2 separate regions of the Homo sapiens genome follow, and region 2 is linked to region 1. A link is an interaction called in ENCODE POLR2A ChIA-PET data of the cell type or tissue named here. Cell type or tissue: GM12878. All regions are shown on one strand. Each heading gives the region's core, and the rest is flanking DNA. Links, peaks and the distances in the headings are about the cores only. Region 1 overlaps GCC2 (GRIP and coiled-coil domain containing 2). Region 2 overlaps LIMS1 (LIM zinc finger domain containing 1).

Region 1 (10,086 bases), core at 989-8,988:
TAGCTTTTCTCAATCTTACGCTGCTAGATTTATGTCACTGCCAAAGCTATGCAATGGGTGATATTTACACTGTGCTCAAACAAAGCAACCAGAAAAACACATATCACTGAATAATACAGATATTCTGAAGTCAAGCAAGCCAACTTTCATTAACAGATCAATTTCCTTAGAAAAGTTGATGAAACCAAAGACTGAAGTTCAAACAAAAAGCGCTCTCAAGGGCGTATGAATTTCTGGTAACTTATGGGGTAAGAAAAAGAGCAAGAAACTTGGAAGTAGGGAAGAGAAAAAAGAAAAGGAGCAAGAGGGGATAGCCAGCTCTCAAAAGTCTCCAATAGGAAAGCAAAATCTGTATCTAGCCAGTACCAACATGTGAAGAAAGAGTGAGCATAGCAAAATTTAGAAAGGTTGCTTGAAAACCAAACAAAAAACCAAACACCTGTAATCCTAGCACTTTGGGAGGGTGAGGTGGGCGGATTGCCTGCACTCAGGAGTTCAAGAACAGCCTGGGCAACATGGTGAAACCTTGTCTCTACTAAAATCCAAAAAAAAAAAAAAATTAGCTGCGCATGGGCTGGGCGCGATGGCTCACGCCTGTAATCCCAGCACTTTGGGAGGCCAAGGTGGGCAGAACACGAGGTCAGGAGATCAAGACCATCCTGGCTAACACAGTGAAATTCCATCTCTACTAAAAATACAAAAAATTAGCCGGGCGTGGTGGCCCGTGCCTGTAGTCCCAGCTACTCCGGAGGCTGAGGCAGGAGAATCACTTGAACCCAGGAGGTGGAGGTTGCAGTGAGCTGAGACCATGCCACTGTACTCCAGCCTGGCGACAGAGCGACACTCGTCTCAAAAAAAAAAAAAAAAAAAAGTCTCTTTTGGCCAGGTGTGGTGGCTCACACCTGAAATCTCAGCACTTTGGGAGGCCGAGGTGGGTGGATCACTTGAGTCCAGGAGTTCAAGATCAGCCTAGGTAACATGGCAAAACCTCGTCTCTACCAAAAACAAACAAACAAAAATTAGCTGGATGTGGTGGTGCACACCTGTAGTCCCAGCTACTTGGGAGGCTGAGGCAGGAGAATCACCTGAGACCGGGAGGCAGAGATTGCAGAGAACTGACACTATGCCAAGGCACTCCAGCCTGGGTTGACAGAGCAAGACTCTCTCTCTCTCAAAAAAGAAAAAACAAAAAGCCTCCTTTAAAAAATGCAGTTTGATGCTATAAATTTATCAGTTAATAGTTTTTGGGGAAAAAAATGTTTTCTGACATTTCAATAAGAGCTATAGACGAAGTCCAGCATTAGTCATCATTCTGGACTAAGTCGGGAAATCTGGAATCTCTTCCCAGCTCTGGGAGGTACAAAGTTTTAAAAAATAAGTTAAGGTCAAAATGTTAGAAAACATTCAATTTATTTCCTTATTAACTCAATTGTTCACTCATAAACGACAGTAACACTTGGTGCTATGGGTCATGCACTGAGGTCAGAACAAGGAACAGAAGAAAATGAGGTAAATTGATAAATCTTTTTGCAGGCTGAGAAGGGAGAGAATGCTGGCATGCCTACTCTGTGCTGGCTTTTTTTTGTTTGTTTGTTTTTGAGATGGCGTCTTATTCTGTTGCCCAGGCTGGAGTGCAGTGGTGCAATCTTGGCTCACTGCAAGCTCTGCCTTCTGGGTTCACGCCATTCTCCTGCCTCAGCCTCCCAAGTAGCTGAGACTACAGGCACCCGCCACTACACCTGGCTGATTTTTTGTATTTTTAGTAGAGACAGGGTTTCACCATGTTAGCCAGGATGGTCCCGATCTCGTGACCTCGTGATACGCCCACCGTGGCCTCCCAAAGTGCTGGGATTACAGGCGTGAGCCACCGCGTCCAGCCCTCTGTGCTGGGTTTTATGATGTCATCCAATAACTCACAGCTATGTAATTTATTTCCTTTTTACAGATAAAGAAATGGGGGCTCCGAGCAGTCAAGAAGAACATGCCCCAAGTTATTCGTCAGTGAGGCGGAAATTGTGGTGTACTTGTGTAAGTTCACATTTTATACTTTACCATTATACTGTGCTCCAAATTATCTGATATTTACTTTCAAAGCATGTGTAGAAAGTTTACTATGATGATGCAGAGACATTGTACAGAATCCAGTCCCTTGACTCTCAGGTCCCCAGAACACTCACTTCACGATTTTGTTGACCTCTTCTGTCAACTTAAACCTGGCACTCTCTTGGCTGGCTTTCTCTGCTCTTTCTGGGCACTCCAAAGCTTCTGTACTTACATGCTACAATTCCAGTCACAGGAAGATGCTGAGTTCTTTAGTCCCAGATCCATATTCCTGAGAAAACCTAATTGCCTAGGCTCAGGTCATAACTCTGTATCTGTTTCAGTTGATTATGGCTGGGCCTACTGCCCCTCTGTATGGTGGTGGGGCAGAAGTTCCCAGAGAGAGGCAGGGGTGACAGGGACTGTTGTCTCAAATGCTAGGCAGACATCTGGAGTGGTAACCACTACATCTGTTCACAGTGAGCACATCCTTGCAGGGAAACTGGGTTAATCATCTCTATTATTGAAACTCAGAGGTATAGTGTTTCTTCATAGGAATTTTCTTTCCTTATTTGAGATGGGGGTCTCACTTTGTTGCCCAGGCTGGAGTGCAGTGGTGTGTGATCTTGGCTCACTGCAGCCTCCCCTCCCGAGTTCAAGTGATTCTCCTACCTCAGCCTGCTGAGTAGCTGGGACTACAGGCATGGGCCAACATGCCTGGCTAATTTTTGTATTTTTCGTAGAGACAAGTTTTCACCATATTGGCCAGGCTGGTCTTGGACTCCTGACCTCAGGTGATCTGCCCACCCTGGCCTCCCTAAGTGCCGGGATGACAGGTGTGAGCCATCGCGCCCGGCCTATTTATAGGAATTTTCTGTAGGTATATAAGTAATAATTTGAAGGTCCCAACTAGATGCCTTTTCGTGTAACCGTATCTTGAATGGAACATTTTCTTTCTACGTAATTATACATAAATAACCCAATGCTTTTTAATACCCACGAAAAACCATTAGCTCAAAGACACTTGCAAACTTGTATCAGGTTGTTCTCCTTGGTGTGTATTAAGTTTGAAGCAAAGGGGATTTTCAGATACCAAGACGAAGCAGAAGTCTTCCACCAAGTTGAAATCATCACGTTGCAATTTAATCATATGATACAACCAATTTTTTGATGTGTTATGCCATTCGCCAAATACCAAAAATTTTTTAGGGGAAACTTTACATCCTCAATACTATACACTTCCAGCTACACCACCACCTAACAGGGACTTTAAAAAGAATACAAAGTATGGTATGCCTTCTCAGTGCCTTGTTAGTAATTCAGTTACAGTTCTGCCGAACTTTCTTTAAAGGAATACAATTCTCAATCTTACACCGTTCAGAGCACAAGCATAGCTTATTGTATACAAGAGATGTGCATCAGTTCCCACTCCTCAGGGACTGTATGAATTTGGCTTTTTTTTGACGGAGTCTCACTCTGTCACCGGGCTGGAGTGCAGTAGTGTGATCTTGGCTCACTGGACTCTGCCTCCCGGGTTCAAGTGATTCTCCTGCCTCAGCCTCCCAAGTAGCTGGGACTACAGGTGCACACCACTATGCCCAGCTGATTTTTTGTGTGTTTTTAGTAGAGATGGGGTTTCACCATGTTGGCCAGGATGGTCTTGATCTCTTGACCTCATGATCTACCCGCTTTGGCCTCCCAAGGTGCTGGGATTACAGGCATGAGGCACTGTGCTGGGCCAAATTTGGTTCTTAGAAACCAAGGAGTGATGTGTGCACCAGGCCCAGGGCTGAAGAGCTGCTTCTCACTAGATGCCTCTCTTGGTCTGGCTGCTGTGTCCAGTCCTATGCAGGGTTAGCTCTGTTCCTCCTTCTTGTGGCATCTGTGTTTCTCTTTCTGCTCTGTCTCTCCCCATATCCTAGTCCAAACATCCAAAGAAATTAATTACCTCCAGGAGATCGAGACCATCCTGGCTAACACGGTGAAACCCCGTCTCTACTAAAAATACAAAAAATTAGCCGGGCATGGTGGCGGGCGCCTGTAGTCCCAGCTACTTAGGAGGCTGAGGCAGGAGAATGGCGTGAACCCGGGAGGCAGAGCTTGCAGTGAGCCGAGATCGCGCCATTGCACTCCAGCCTGGGCGACAGAGCAAGACTCTGTCTCAAAAAAAAAAAAAAAAAAAAATTAATGACCTCTGCCCCTAACTGAACAAAGCCCTTCATCTAAGGCCACCCTTTGGTTGGCAGCCTTAGCCAGACATCTGCTTCTGGTCAAATCAATGTCTTGTCTACAGGGAGGCCCAGTGCTGTTTCTAGTTTTAGCTGGATGCAGGGTGTCAGACATGGCAGGTACTACGGTCTACCTGGTGGGTATCAAAGAGTTGGTCGATGTTCTCTCGACAACCTAATAGGGACCAATCGTGTAAGGCCAGTAGTAAAGGAGTTTGAAGTTCCCTTTCAGAAACCAATTAACAACCCCAAAGAGACAGTGTGTAACATAAAAGAGCAGCCATAAAAATATACAGTTAAACATATTTAATAGAAATATTAAAATAATCATTACACTTCCTCTCATTGCAGAAACCATGAAAGAATATGCCTTTTGTAATCAAAGTAATTTTTTATCATGCAAAAAATTATTTTGTTATGACATTCGTAAGCAGAGACTATATTTCAAAACAAGTTTATACAGACTTCAAAAGGTCTAAAGTCAAAGAGAAAGTGAAATATATTTAAATATGATTAGTTACATCGTATGCAGCTGGCATACTCATATTCACAGTTTATAAAGTAAAAAAACTAAACTCTTCATGTCAGCTCTGAAATAGATGCATTTTCATTAATACATTCACTAGTTAGGTCTGTTCTTCTAAGACAGGAGGAAAGATGAGATATATGAGCTATTTTTTAAAGAACAAACTCAACATATCAGCAGCAAATTTCAGTTAAACTGAATTGGAAACCAATGTTCTGTGTAACCAAAGTGCAAAGCCAGTTCTCCAGCTCAGAAAGAAAATTAAATTAAGAGTATAAACTGAAGGCTTAAGAGAACTTCAGAGAGCATACTGTGTGATTAACACATAAATATTACAAATTATCCAATTTTTGATTTAAGAACAACACAGTTTGGATCTAGTCATTAAAACATATGCAGAGGTGTCAAAGGCAAGTAACACTACCACCTAAGGTTATTCGGAGGAACTGTGACGATGTAGCACGGACCTCTAAGGTGTCTAAAATCCCTTCTGATGGAAAGCTTATGGAACACTATCTGCCAAAAACACTGAAAGCACCACTTTTATATTTAGATCCAATGCTGAGTGATATAGTCACTGTTGTGATAGGTTTTTATTTGGGAAAATGGAGAGGATTCTCAAAACAGATTCATGGCTTGCATGCAGTGACACCCTATCAAGAGCCTGGAAAGACACCATGAAATCACCTCAACTCAAGTGTGGGCCCACCTACTCATAGTCAGTGTTACACTAGCCAGCTCTAGGGCTCTGACAACATAATGAGTTTTGAGATAGTATACTTTAAAGAAAAAAAGAAGAGTTTATTTTAAAGCAAATAACTAAACTGTATTTTAACTTAGCATAATTAACTGCAGCATATTTACTTCATAGCCCCTTAACATGTCACTTTTACCAACAAAGCTTTTTCCTTCATATTCTAATCACAAAAATTTCTCAACAATTTATAACAATCTGTAACTCTGACCTTGCAATAAATAGTCATAAAACGTTATTTTTATTTTATTACTATTATTTTTAGAGACAAGGTCTCGCTCTGTTCCCCGAGCTGGAGTGCAGTGGGAGTCACAGCTCACTAGCCTCAAGCAATTCTCCAGCCTCAGCCTCCCAAAGTAGTGGGATTTCAGGCATGAATCACCACACCTGGCCTTGAAACATTATTTTTAAAGCCTAAATTCCAGTTGGTATGGTACCAAAATTTAGTTTAACTTCAAAATTCACAGTACTGCCGAGAAATGGGCGGGTCCTGAGGTTCCAGAGAAGTGGGGAGTGAATTCATTCCTGGTGGTTTTATTCTGGCAGCATGCATGGGAAATCACATGAGTTAGAGGGCTGTGGCCTGCTATCAACACTTCAAGCTGTTGTACTTTTACTTCAAGATGAAACTTTTAAAATACATCTGTCATATAGATGTACAAATATATGTAGATGCAAACATATATACACACTTTTTGACAAAAGAATTGTGGTAATATACGTGAACCATTTTTGTAAATAGATTCTATTTGGTTAATAAAAATATTCCTTCCATCAACCTATCGAAGTCCAGACCAACTATGAAGATAGGATGCCCATCCAGAAGAACGGGAAGCATTTTCTTCCTCACCTTTGGAAAGTAAAACAAAAAAAAAAAGAAAAATAAAAGAAAAAAGAGAGTATTAAAATTTCTCAATGTAAAATCTATATTTTAGAATCACTCTACAATATAAGCAAATAATGTGTTTTTTACTGATTACATGCCTTTTTTTTGGGGGGGGGGGTTCTTTTTTTTTGAGACAGGGTCTTGCTCTGTCACCCAGGCTGGAGTGCAGTGGCGTGATGAGACTTCAATGCAGCCTTGATCTCCCAGGCTCAAGTGATTCTCCCACCTCAGCCTCCCAAGCAACTGGGACCACAAGGTGTGTGCCACCATGCCTGGGTAATTTTTTGTTTTTTTTGTGGAGATGCGGGTCTCACTGTTTTCCAGGCTGGTCTCAAATTCCTGGGCTCAAGTGATCCTCCCACTTCAGCCTCACATTGTTGGGATTACAGTCACGAGCCACTGTACCCATCCATATGTCATTCTTTAGACACACTACTTACTAAATTTCTCTTTTTAAAGGATATACTGAATTTCCGGTTGAGCCAACTTAACAGCTAATTTTCTATTTTAGCTTTAAAACATTGATAAGCAACATGAAGCAATCTAGAACTTAACCTTTAAATGGCTTTATTAAAGAAATCCAGCTATGAAAATCATGCAGAAATGATTATTTACAAACAATCCTACCAGCACATAAGAAATTCTTCTTCTATTCTGAAATACCATCTTCTCACAATATACTTTGATGTTATGAATCAATGTCTGTTCTCGAACATTATTTGTCTTTCTCCATTAAACAATACCAAAATAAAATTTCCAGCACAACTAAGTATTGTTGACGATAAGAGGATTTAAAAAAAAATTCTTTTAAAACAGAAGCTTATATACAACTTAGAATCTAAAACCAATAGATTTATGGTAAACCTTAAAACTGAACCAAAACAAACAAAAACCAAAGTTTTAATCATTTAAAAATCATGTTTATTGAGGTACAACTTACTTATAGTAAAACCTGCCCTTTTCAGCATATAGCACTGAGTCTTGACAAATGCACAGTTACGTACCACCACCGACCAAGGCCTGGCACATTTTCACCTCCTCAAAGTTCTCCCTGGCTGCTTCTCCCACTCCTTGGCAACCGCTAACCTGTTTTCTGTCCTTATAGTTCTGCTTTTTTCAGAGTGTCATATAAGTAGAATCACACTGTACATAGTATTTTGAGTCTGACCTCTGTCAACTGGCATAAGGCATTTGAGAATTATCCATGTTGCTGTACTGGCAGTGCATTCTTTTTTATTGCTGAGCAGTATTCAATTGCATGGCTGTACCAGTTTATTCATTTGCCAGTTGAAGGATAACTGAGATCTTCCTCGTTTTTAGCAATTTTAAAGAAAGTTTCTATGAATAATTGTGTACAGGTTTTTAATTAAATGTTTTGGAGATATAATTCATATACCACATAATTCACCTTTTTAAAGTGCATAAGTCACTGGTTTTTAATATATTCACAAGGTTTGTGCATAGGTTTTTGTGTGAATACTGGTTTTCATTCCTCTTGGATAAAGATTTAATTTGGTATTATCCTTCCAGACACCTTTCTGTGTTTTCATACGTATATATGTATGTCAGTTTGACCTTAGGCAGAGTAGCATTTTCAAAATTTTACATGGGGAAATTTTCTAGAGTTAAAGCCATTTTATTTTTCTGTTCTGTCTGGTTTTATCTGCGTGTTATTTACAATCTGCTGCGTAACAAATTACAAAGTTAGTACCTTAACACATATTTATTTCACAGTTTCTGTGGGTCAGGAGATCAGAAATGGTTCTATTTCAAGGACTCTCACAGGGCTGCAATCAAGATGTTGGCATGGCTGGGGTCTCATCTGAAGGCTGGACTGGAGAAGAATCTACTTCCAAACTTATGTGGTAGTTGGAAGAATTTAGTTCCTCAAGGCCGCTAAACTGATGGCCTGTGTTCCTTGCCTATGGGATGGTAGCTTGCTTCAACAAAGTGTGCAAGCAGAGAAGACAGAGAGTCCGCTAGCAAGATAGAAGCCACAATCTCTTGTAATCTATCATTTTTGCTGTATTCTACTGGTTAAAAATAACTCATTAGGTTAGCCTACTGGCTCTCAAGGGGAAGAGATTATACAAAGGCATGAATTTCTGGAGGAGGGAATGAGGGCAAAGAATTCTGAGAAGTCTGTCTTCCACAATCTGAAGAACTTCTAGAAAGTAGGAGGAAGCGATATTGCTTAGGGATGGACAACTTGGCACTGGTTATGTATTTCAAGTGAGGTAACCTTGTTCCCAAGAATAAAGAGAACCAGACGACTGTAAACATTTCCCTAAACTGAAATGCAGACTGTTGTATGTTCCCCTGAAATGAATGGTGTAAGCTGAATATAAGATTTTTGACAAAAATTTTGCTGTGTTCTCAGATCTGGCAGGCCCCTGCCCTTGTGCAAACAATGTTCCTGGCAGCTATTCATCTCCTTAGGTAAATAAGAATTGGAGAAAAGCTGTGCTAAGATAGGATGCATTTGCTCTTGCCTTGGAAGGTTGTTTTCTGATAAGGTTCTATATCCTCAGCAAATCAAATCAGGCACTTACAGTGTGAGTATGCATTCTCTGCCTGCCAGTCTGGAGATGATCAAAAAGCCTATAACAGGCTTGGCCTATTTTCCTATTGGGTTGCTGGGCTTTTTTTTCGTCTTTATTTACTTGTAGAGAGTTTTAGACCTCTGTGTATGTATGGTGTACAAGTGACAATATTCAGATCTGTAAACTGTAACACAGTCTGGGAGCAAAGAAGATATAGAAAAATGACTTTTACTTCCTGCTTGAGTAGTAAAATTGAGATTCAAATTTTGCATATAGAAGTACTATATGGCTAACTTATTTGGGGAGCAAAACTGACTTACCATAAGTCTACCTGAAATAGAAATGAAACACTCAATTTGTGAAATATGCTGAGTTTTAATGTGTGTGGGGGCAAGGTGAATTAACATTTGTGATGCAAGGAGAGGAGCAATCTATACTTACCAGTGTCTATTTGACATTGTTTGGGGACTACTGTTACACTCTAAGTCACTTTACCTTATAACGCAGAGTTGTAACACGCTACTCTGAGCAGCTCATGACATCTGCTTGAAATTTAAGTTGGGCCCCTAATATGTGTTAATTATAAGGACTTTGATGTTGCTTTTCCGAGTTGGGTAACCTACTTTACCCCCTAAGCTAATGTTTCCCAAATACACCCAAACCCACAGAAAGGAAAACTATTCCTCATTAACTTACAGCCAACATCATAAACATTTTATATCTAGAGCTGATGATACAGTCAGGTATTTACCAACACTCATGTATATATGTAGAGTTTCAAGAAATAATTGCTTACCCTTACTAGATGCAACATATTCTAATGTTTGACATATTATTTTTATTTCTTAATTTTTTTTTAAAGATGGGGTTTTACTCTGTTGTCCAGGCTGAAATGCAGTGGCATGACCAGGATTTCGACCAGAAGTTTGACTGCAGCCTCGAACTCCTTATAACAAACAATCCTGCTGCCTTAGCCTCCTGAGTAGCTAGGACTATGGACACATGCCACCAGATCTGGGATATTTTAAAATTTTTGCAGACATAGGGTCTCGCCATGTTGCCCAGGCTGATTCTGAACTCCTGTTCTCAAGCAATCCTCCTGCCTGGTC
Region 2 (10,086 bases), core at 1,501-9,500, 58 kb before region 1:
TACTCAGGAGGCTGAGGCAGGAGAATCACATGAATCTGGGAGGCAGAGGTTGCAGTGAGCTGAGACTGCGCCACTGCACTCCAGCCTGGGCAATAGAGCAAGACTCTGCCTCAAAAAAAAAAAAAAAAAAAAGCAAGAGTCCCAGAGACCAAGGGAGAGAAGGATTACAAAGGGTTATGCTCATTTTCTTGACTGTGGTAACAACCTCATGGGTCAGAACTTATATTGTAAAATTGAATACAAGTAGCTTATTGTATGTAAGTTGTATTTCAGTGAAGGGAAGTTTAAGTAAGGGAGAGAACAGTAAGACACAACAGAAATGTACACAAAGTCAGGATTAGGATATAAATTCCATGATAAAAAAAAAAGCCCAGTCCCTCAAATCCTCTTTCAAAATAACTTTTCTAGTGGCTTTATAATAGGCCACTCATGACACAACCAGTATTTAGACATAAGCTCAACATGCATTCATGTATATTATTACAGTTTTGGCATTGCTACACTAAATGCATATTTTCCAACAGAACATCCCCTTACCCATCCTTTTTAAAATATAAGGGCCCATGGTTCCTGGCTTAGAGACAGCTGTTGTCAGGTCCAGTTGAGCTCTGGAAGAGCAGCTGGGGCTCAATGAGACACATTTGAAGACAGTTTCTCAGGTGCCTGTCCCTACATTGAACAGTTTTCCTCAATAGCATTAAGCCCATGTCCCCATCTGTATTTTCTTATCATACAGAATTATGTGCTAAATTGTCAGAAACTGAAAAGTGATAGTCTTCAACGAAAGAAAAGATTAAACGTTTAAGATTCACTGTCTAAAACACTCATTCCTACTTCTATCACAGCATTAGTAAGCTTTTGTACTATTCATAAAACAGACTGCCTTGTTCACAATAAAATGCTATTCCAATGTAAGGTATTACAACATTTTTTAAGGCTATTTATTGTCCCACCTTAGATGAGTAACAGGATTCCGTGCAATTATGTACGCCAATGTTTATTTTCAAAGAGGTATATTTCCTGTTTATAAATAGCTCAAGGAGAATGTCCAGCACACTGGGAACAGTAGTGGACTGTGGCTCAAAACATCCACGATCACTGTTCACACTAACATGACTAACAGAGTCATTTTCATGGAGCCTCTTGCTATTTACATGTCAGATGCAATGTGTGGAAGACTCACACCTGTAAAGTTTACATAATCTTTAGCTCTCAATTTCTCCACCCTTAAAAAGATCTTCCTTCTCCCTCCAGATAACCTCAAATGGTTATCTAGAAAGACAACCTTATATCTTATGATTACTACTATTACCACTGGTATCATAAATATTTACCATTATTTATAAACACTCTGTCTTCTCTACTGCACTCTAAGCTTCTTGAGGGAAGGGTGCATAATATTTACATCCCTCCCAATAAACAGTATACGTAATAATATCTGATGCAGAAAGGAAAGGAAATAAAGATACAAATAAGATTTCTGTAACTGATTAATGCCCAGAGATTTTAAAAGAAGATTCAGACATTTGAAATGTTTTTAGCAACTTTGAGAAATGTTACCACATTAGACCAAAAGCTATGTTATTTTTCTTCAGTTAGCTATTAAGAGCTCCCAGAGGCTGGGATTAGCTAGCTGACGGCTAACACTTAGGGGATGGAGGAGCGGTCTTGGCCTCCCTTTCCCCTCCAGGGCAGGACTGCAGAGCCAGTACCTTCAGTCTGGTCTTCCTCAAGGTCGCTGCTCACAACCACTCTCAGCACTGCGGACCTCCAGGGCTCTCCCTTGCTAACTCCTCCCGCTCTTCTCCACCGCCTCCCAGGATGGCCACGTTCCCTCTGAGATGCGGCCACTCCCTCTGTGAATCAGGCCATCACAGTATACAGGAGACAACCCCTTAGAGTTCAGCTTTTTTTATCTTCTGTTTGTTTGCTTGTGGGAGTTCAGACTCATTAGTTTGGCATTAAAAAGGTTTCCTCCCCCACGACCAACCTGCCAGCAACTTCTGGATTCCAGAAAACCCTGGGTTTCTGGAAAGCTGGTCTCTTCATAGCCAAAGAGAATATAGTATTACTTTATTTTTTTGAGATGGAGTCTTGCTCTGCTGCCCAGGCTGGAATGCAGTGGTGAGATCTCGGCTCACTGCAACCTCCACCTCCTGGGTTCAAGAGATTCTCCTACTTCAGCCACCCGAGTAGCTGGGATTACAGGCACGCGCCACCATGCTGGCTAATGTTTGTATTTTTAATAGAGATGGGGTTTCACCATGTTGACCAGACTGGTCTTGAACTCCTAACCTCAAGTGATCTGTCCGCCTTGGCCTCCCAAAGTGCTGGGATTACAGGCGTGAGCCACCATTCCCGGCCTAGTATTACTATAATGTCTTGATTTCCTTTCCCCATACAAACAAATATTAATAATAAACTCCTCTATATCTGTCAAATAAGTTCTCCATAATTCCTGTAAATATATTATCCTATCAAAGATTTTTGTATACTTTTCTCCATTTATGTAGTGGCAAACAAGCTAAAAAATACTTTTGCATTATTTTTCTCCCAAAATAAATATCCCTTCTCTTCACTCTCCCTCCTCTACCCTTAAAAAACAGCATGATGGCTGAGCACAGTGGCTCATGTCTGTAATCCCAGCACTTTGGGAGGCCAAGGTGGGAGGATCACCTGAGGCCAGGAGTTCAAGATCAGCCTGGGCAACATAGCAAGACCTCATCACTAAAAAAAAAAAAAAAAAAAGCCAGATATGGCGGTGAGTGTTTGTAATGCTATAATAGCTACTTGGCAGGCTAAGGTAGGAGGATTCCTTGAGCCTAGGTGTTCATGCCATAGTGAAGTAGGATTATACCACTGCACTTCAGCATGGATGACACAGAGAGACCCTGTCTCAAAAACAACAAACAACAAAAACCTCAGCAAGATGGGAAAGAACAGTTTCTTCAACAAATGATGCTAGGAAAACCGGACATCCACATTCAAAAGAATGAATTATATACAAAAATTAACTCAAAATGGACTAAAAACCTAAACATAAGTCCCCAAAGTATAAAACTCCTAGAAGAAAATACAAGGAGAAAGGCATGACATTGGACTAGGCAACGGTTTCCCAATCCAAAACTAAAAGCACAGGCAACAAAAGCAAAAACAGACAAATGGAACTATATCAAACTTTAAAACTTTTGTGCATCAAAGGACCCAATCAGAGTGAAAAGGCAAAATATGAAACAGGAGAAAATATTTGCAAATCATGAATGGATGAGGCTTTAATATCCAGAATATATGAAGAACTGCTGTACCTGAAGAACAACAACACGGCCAGGTGCGGTGGCTCACGCCTGTAATCCCAGCACTTTGGGAGGATGAGGTAGGCAGATCATGAGGTCAAGAGTTCGAGACCAGCCTGGCCAACACAGTGAAACCCCATCTCTACTAAAAATGCAAAAAATTGGCTGGGCATGGTGGTGCGTGCCTGTAGTCTCAGCTTCCCGGGAGGCTGAGGCAGGAGAATCGCTGGAACCTGGGAGGCGGAGGTTGCAGTGAGCTGAGATTGTGCCACTGCACTCTAACCTGGGCAACAGAGTGAGACTCCATCTCAAAAAAAAAGAACAACGCCAAAAAAAATCAAATAGCCTGGTTACAACATGGGCAAAGAATTTAACAGACTTTTTTCCAAAGATGACATACAAATAGCTAACAAGCATATAAAAAGGTGTTCAACATCACTGATCATCAGAAATGCAAATCAAAATCACAATGAAACATCACCTCACACCCATTACAATGGCTACTATTAAAACAAAACAAAACAACAAAGAATAACAAATGTAGGTGGGGATGTGGAGAAATTGGAACCTTTGTGTGTTGTTGGTGTAAAATGGTGTGGGTATTATGGAAAACAGTAAGGTGGTTCTTCAAAAACTAAAAATAGAACTACCATTTGATCCAGCAATCCTACTTCTGAGTAAATATCCAGAACAATCTAAAGCAGGGTATTGAAGAGGTATTTGTAACCCATGTTCATAGTAGCACTATTCACAATAGCCAAAATGTGGAAGAACTCAAGTGCCCACTAACAGATTAATAGATAAATAAAATGTGGTATACATAACAGTAGAATACTATGAACCCGAAGGAAATCTTGTTATAAGCTACAACATGGATGAAGCTTGAGGACATTATGTGAAGTGAAATAGAAAGCCAGTCACAAAAGAACAAATATTGCATGATTCCACCTATAGGAGGTATCTAAAGTATAGGAAATCTTCAATATTAACAATTGGTTCTCAGAAACTATGACTTTAAGTGAAGGGACATATAATGAAACCAATTTTTCTGCAGGCTAATTGATACAAACAAGAGTTAAGTTCCTATGGCATATTTCTGGTCACAAAAATATCACCAAACTTCGAAATACCCAAAACACTTCTAATATTAAGCACTGAAATAAATACGAGTTATACAGACATTTAAGACAGATGAATAAAAATAACCATTTACCCAATTTTTGGTGAATCAGTGAGTGACAGAGGTCAAAATGGTGGTTAAATCAATGAATCAATGTTTGCAAAGTGAAAATTGCAAGTAGCACCTCCTGCCACCACGTTATTTGGAAACAAACAAGAACATAGGGCAGGCTGGGTGAGGTGGCTCACGCCTGTAATCCTAGCATTTTGGGAGGCCAAGGTGGGAGGATCATTTGAGGTCAGGAGTTCAAAACCAGCCTGAACGGCATGGAGAAACCCCGCCTCTACTAAAAATACAAAAATTAGCCAGGCATGGTGACGCATGCCTGTAATTCCAGCTACTTGGGAGGCTGAAGCAGGAGAATCGCTTGAACCCAGGAAGCAGAGGTTGTAGTAAGCCAAGATCACGACATTGCACTCCAGCCTGGATGACAGAGCGAGACTCCATCTCAAAAAACAAAAAACAAGCAAAGAAAAGGAAAACAGGGCATCTTCATTGAGTGCTTTTGTACCACATCGTTTACTGTCGTGTTTTATTGATCATCATTTATTGTATGATGATCATATACTTTACAAATTTTTATTTTACAATAATGTGTGTCCATTTATTCATTCATTTTCCACCCTGCTTATTCTAGTTCAGGGTTGCAGGTGGCTGGAGCCTATCCCAGCAGCTCAGGGAGCAAGATGGGAACCAACCCTGGACGAGACTCCATCCCGTCACAGGGCATACAGCCACACCCACTCACACTGCGACGATTTTAACATCAATTAACCTAACATGTACATCTTTGGGATGCGGGAGGAAACTGTAGTACCAGGAGAAAACCCAAGCAGACATGGGAGAAACACGTAAACCCCACACAGACACTGGTCCCAACTGGGAATCAATTTTTTGTTCTCATCAACATTATAACAAAATCATGTTGAATAAAACAACATTATTTGAGAATCTGCTGTATTCAAATTTATAGACATTGAAAGTAGAACAGTGGTTGCCAGGAGCTGGGGATAAAGCAGGAGTTGCTATTCAATGGATATAGAGTTTCAGTTCTGCAAGATGAAAAAGTTCTGGAGAGCTATTTCACAACAATATAAACATACTTAACACCACTGAACTACACACTTAAAAAGTGTTACGATGGGCCAGGTGCAGTAGCTCACACCTGTAATCCCAGCACGTTGGAAGGCTGAGGCGGGAGCATCACCTGAGGTCAGGAGTTTGAGACCAGCCTGGCCAACATGGCGAAACCCCATCTCTACTAAAAATACAAAAATTAGCTGGGCATGGTGCTGGGCATCTGTAATCCCAGCTACTCGGGAGGCCGAGGCAGGAGAATCGCTTGAACCCAGGAGGCAGAGGTTGCAGTAAGCTGAGATCATGCCACTGCACTCCAGCCTGGGTGACAAGAGCGAAACTCCATCTCAAAAAAAAAAATGTTTAAGATGGTAAATTTTATGTTGGCATTTTACGACAACAGCAGCATGATACACTGGAAAGAGTAGGGTTTGGGTTTTACAGACTCAAATTTGAAACTCTAACAGCTCTGCCACCTACTGTGTGGCCCTGGGCAATTTACCCTCTGAGAATCAGTTTCCTCATCTATATAAATGAGGGTATAAATAATATATATCTTAAAAGTGATCTGAAGAGTAGATGAGAACTGCTGACATAGAAGACACTCACAGCTGGATTCCTTAATTCTTCTTCTGGGGATTGCATCAATGCATCACCCTCATCAAAGCAGCTTACATGAATTAAAGCCTTACTGAGTCTTGCACTGCTCTGCGTGATATGCCAGGAACCACATTTAATACTTGCAGAAAGGAAAGTAGGGAAGACTGTAATCCCCACTTTGCTGATGAGGAAAGCAAAGCAGAGAAGTGGCCTAACCTGCCCAGACAACACAGTAAGTGACGGAGCCTGCTTCATTTTACTTCACAGAGACATGAAACAGAGCTAGCAACACAGAAAATGAAACTGACAGCAAAACACAAAACTCAAAAAGGAGCTGCTATGGTGTGAATGTTTGTGTTCCCTCCAAAATTCATGTTGAAACTTAATCCCCAATGCAACAGTATTAAGTGAGGCCTTTAGGAGGTGATAGGCATGGAGGGCTCTGTGTCACAGATGAGAATAGTGCTTTGTGAAGGGCTGGTGGGAACTTCCACGTCCTTTTGTCACCTCCTGTCATGTGAAGCCACAGCCTTCAAGGTGCCATCCTGGAGAAGATGGCAGCCCTCACCAGACACTGAACCTGCTGGTGCCTTCATTTAGGACTTCCCAGCCTCGAAAACTGTGAAATGTAAGTTTCTGTTATTTAAAAATTACCCAGTCTGTGGTATTTTGTTATAGCAGCAGGAATGCACTAAGACAGGATCACAATATATAAAACAGACCATAAGGACTGTGTCTCAAAAGTCAATTAATGATCAGATAAGATTAAGGAAAACAATTTTATATTTAAAATTTACATTTCCAAAGAATGGTTTAAAAGGTCATGATTTCCCTGCTTACCTTTTAAACAAGTTCATTCCCTCCTTAAGCATTCACTTTAATATTCAGTTGTCTTTCAAGATAGAATTATAACTCTAATTCATAATGCAGTTTAAGTTACTTTATTTCTTACTCCAACTAAGATAGAAAAGAGTTACTTAACACCATCTATGATTAGTAGACGACTAAATTATGTGCCTCCCAAATTTTATTAGAGACCTTTGTGCTACCAAATTTTACAGTAGCCACTGTAATAAACTTCCCAGAAATTGTATCATCTTGGCTATGTCCTAACATGACAACATAGCTGTTAGCAACCTTTCCATACATTCCATTTAAAAAACTCTGTGGAACGAAGACGGTATCCAACTAAGGAAAAAGTTACCTCCTGGCTTTTAACAACAGCCATAAGTAACAAAGTTGAGTTGAGAGAATCAAGTATTCCAGAGGTCAACTCAGTTATGGAGCAGTTCTCAGTTTTGACAGAAACCGACTTGGAGAAAGCTCAGAGATTTTGTCCAGCACAAACACTTCCTGAACTATGGGTTTCTCTTAAAGAGCTAGGGGTTTCTCTTAAAGAGCTAGGGCAGAGCGCTGGCCCTTTCCTTCCCTGTAACCTTGGGGTACAGTGACTACAGTACAAAGTGCTTATTTTGGACGTTTATAATAGACAAGTTCCCTTAGGCTACACAGTGTTACCCACACCTTTTTTTTTTTTACAGTGTTGTCTTTCCCTCTTTGACAACCCCCATTCCAGCTTCAGCCCTAACATGACAACATAGCTGCAGCAATCTTACGTACCTTCCATTTCAAACATTCTTGTGGAACTTAATTGTATACTAAATCGTATGACGTGCCAAGCACTGAGCTAACGGGTTTATATAAGAGGCACAGCATAATGGTAAAAGCAACTGGGGAGTACAACTGAGTTTGAATTGTGCCATTAGACAGCCTTCAGACTTGAAGTGCAACACCGGCTCCTCCCTGGGTCTCAAGTGGATTGGGTCTCTGTGGATTTTAAACTTGCCAGCCTCCAAAATCCTGCAAGCCTATTCCTCAAAATAAGTCTATCTCTTTATCTATCTCTATACAGGCATACCTCGGAGCTACTAAGGGTTCAGTTTCAGACCACCACAATGGAGTGCGTATCACAATAAAGCGAGTCACAAGTTTTTTGGTTTCTCAGTGCATATAAAATTATGTTCACACTACACTGTAGTCTATTAAGTGTGCAAGAGCATTATGTCTAAAGTGTGCAAGAGTATTATGTCTAAAAAGAAGTACAGATCTTAATTTTAAAATACTTTATTGCTCAAAAATGCTAGCAATCATCTGAGCCTTCAGCGAGTCATTATCTTTTGCAGGGTCTTCCTTGATGTTGACAACTGCTGACTGATCAGGATGGTGGCTGCTGAAGCCTGGGGTGGCTGTGGCAATTGAAGAAAACCTCCTTGTGGCAAACAATGTTTCTTTCCTTTTCCTTTTTTTTTTTTTTTTTTTTTGAGACAGGGTCTTGGCCTGTCACCCAGGTGTGATCATAGCTCACTGTAGCCTTGAACTCCTGGACTTAAGCAATCCTTCCACCTCAGCCTCCCAAGTAGCTGGGATTATAGTGCACCACCACACCTGGCTAATTATTTTTATTTTTGTAGAGACAGGATCTCGCTGTATTGCCCAGGCACATCTCAAATTCCTGTGCTCAAGCAATCCTCCCACCTTGGCCTCCCAAAGTGCTGGATTTACAGGCATGAGCTATGCGCCTGGCCACTAGAACATTCGAAATTGAAGTCAATTCTCTCAAACCCTGCCATTGCTTTACTAAGTTTATGTATTATTCTAAATCCTTTGTTATCATTTCAATAATGTTCACAGGAAGTTCATCAGGAGTAGACTACATTTCAAGAAATCACTTTCTTTGTTCATCCATAAGAAGCAACCCCTCATCTGTTCAAGTTTTATCATGAAATTGCAATAATTCAAGTCACAACTTAAGACTCCACTTCTAATTCTAGTTATCTTGTGATTTCCACCACATCTGCAGTTACTTCTTCCACTGAAGTCTTGAGCCCCCGAAAGTCATCCATGAAGGCTGGAATCAACTTCTTCCAAACTCCTACTAATGTTGGTATTTTGACCACCTGCCATAAATCATGAATGTTCTTAATGGCAAGAAGAATGGTGAATCTTTTTCAGAAGGTTTTCATTTTACTTGCCCAGATCCATTAGAGGAATCACCATCTGCAGCAGCTATATAGCCTATGCAATTTATTTCTTAAATAATAAGAATGAAGTTACTCCTTGATCCCTGCGCTGCAGAATGGATGCTGTGTTAATAGGCATGGAAATAACATTAATCTCCTTACACATCTCTCCATCAGAGTTCTTAGGTGATCAGATGCATTGTCAATGAACAATGTTTTAAAAGGAATCCTTTTTTCTGAGCAGGTCTCAACAGTGGGCTTAAAATATTCAGGAAACCATGCTGCACACACATATGTGGTCATCCAGACTTCAGTGTTCCATTTATAGAGCAGAGGCAGAGTAGATTTAGCATAATTCTTAAGGGCTCTGGCTTTTTTGGAATAGTAAATGAGCACTGGCTTCAATTTAAAGTCACTAGGTACATTATCTCCTAACAAGAGAGTCAACCTGCCCTTTGAGGCTTTGAAACAGTGAAGCCAGGCATTCACTTCCCCTCTCCAGCCTTGAGTCCTAGATGGCATCTTCTCCCAACAGAAGGCTATTTTGTCTACACTGACAATCTGTTGTTTGGTGTAGCCACCTTCATTAATTATCTTAGCTAGATCTTCTGGATAACTTGGTGCACCTTCTACATCAGCACCTGCTGCTTCACCTTGCACTTTTATGTTTCGGAGATCTTTCCTCAAGCTTCATGAATGAACTTCTACTAACTTTCCAACTTTTCTTCTGCAGCTTCCTCACCTCTCTCCACCTTCATAGAATTGAAGAGTTAGGGCCTTGCTTTGGATTAGGTTTTGACTTAAGGGAATGTTGTGGCTGGTTTTATGTCCCATTCAAACCACTAAAACTTTCCCTGTATCAGCAATAAAGCTGTTTTGCTGTCTTATCATTTGTGTTTTCACTGGAGTAGCACTT

The links. Peaks named below come from ENCODE experiments on the same cell type or tissue, not always from the same donor. Only the 100,000 strongest peaks of a DNase experiment are listed, where the experiment ranks them.
Region 2: POLR2A ChIA-PET joins it to region 1 with 9 read pairs; 2 of 35 experiments call an interaction of 5 or more read pairs at or near these places.

Annotation. Positions count from the first base shown.
Region 1 is chr2:108,503,872-108,513,957 of GRCh38, reverse strand. GCC2 (GRIP and coiled-coil domain containing 2) reads right to left here. Exons shown (of 23, transcript NM_181453.4): 23 at 4,543-6,398. The coding sequence ends at 6,328. It overlaps GCC2-AS1 (GCC2 antisense RNA 1), which reads left to right. Exons shown (of 3, transcript NR_135290.1): 2 at 1,946-2,028; 3 at 6,337-6,431. Among named protein-coding and RNA genes, the nearest start is that of GCC2-AS1, 25 kb to the left of the region's middle. In GM12878, for the core only: no CTCF peak of the experiment used is centred there; no DNase peak of the experiment used is centred there.
Region 2 is chr2:108,562,427-108,572,512 of GRCh38, reverse strand. All of the region lies in intron 1 of LIMS1 (LIM zinc finger domain containing 1), which reads right to left. Among named protein-coding and RNA genes, the nearest start is that of LIMS1, 33 kb to the right of the region's middle. RefSeq lists an enhancer at 6,447-6,536. In GM12878, for the core only: no CTCF peak of the experiment used is centred there; a DNase peak (open chromatin) is centred at 6,452; H3K4me3 peaks cover 665 bases; H3K27ac peaks cover 992 bases.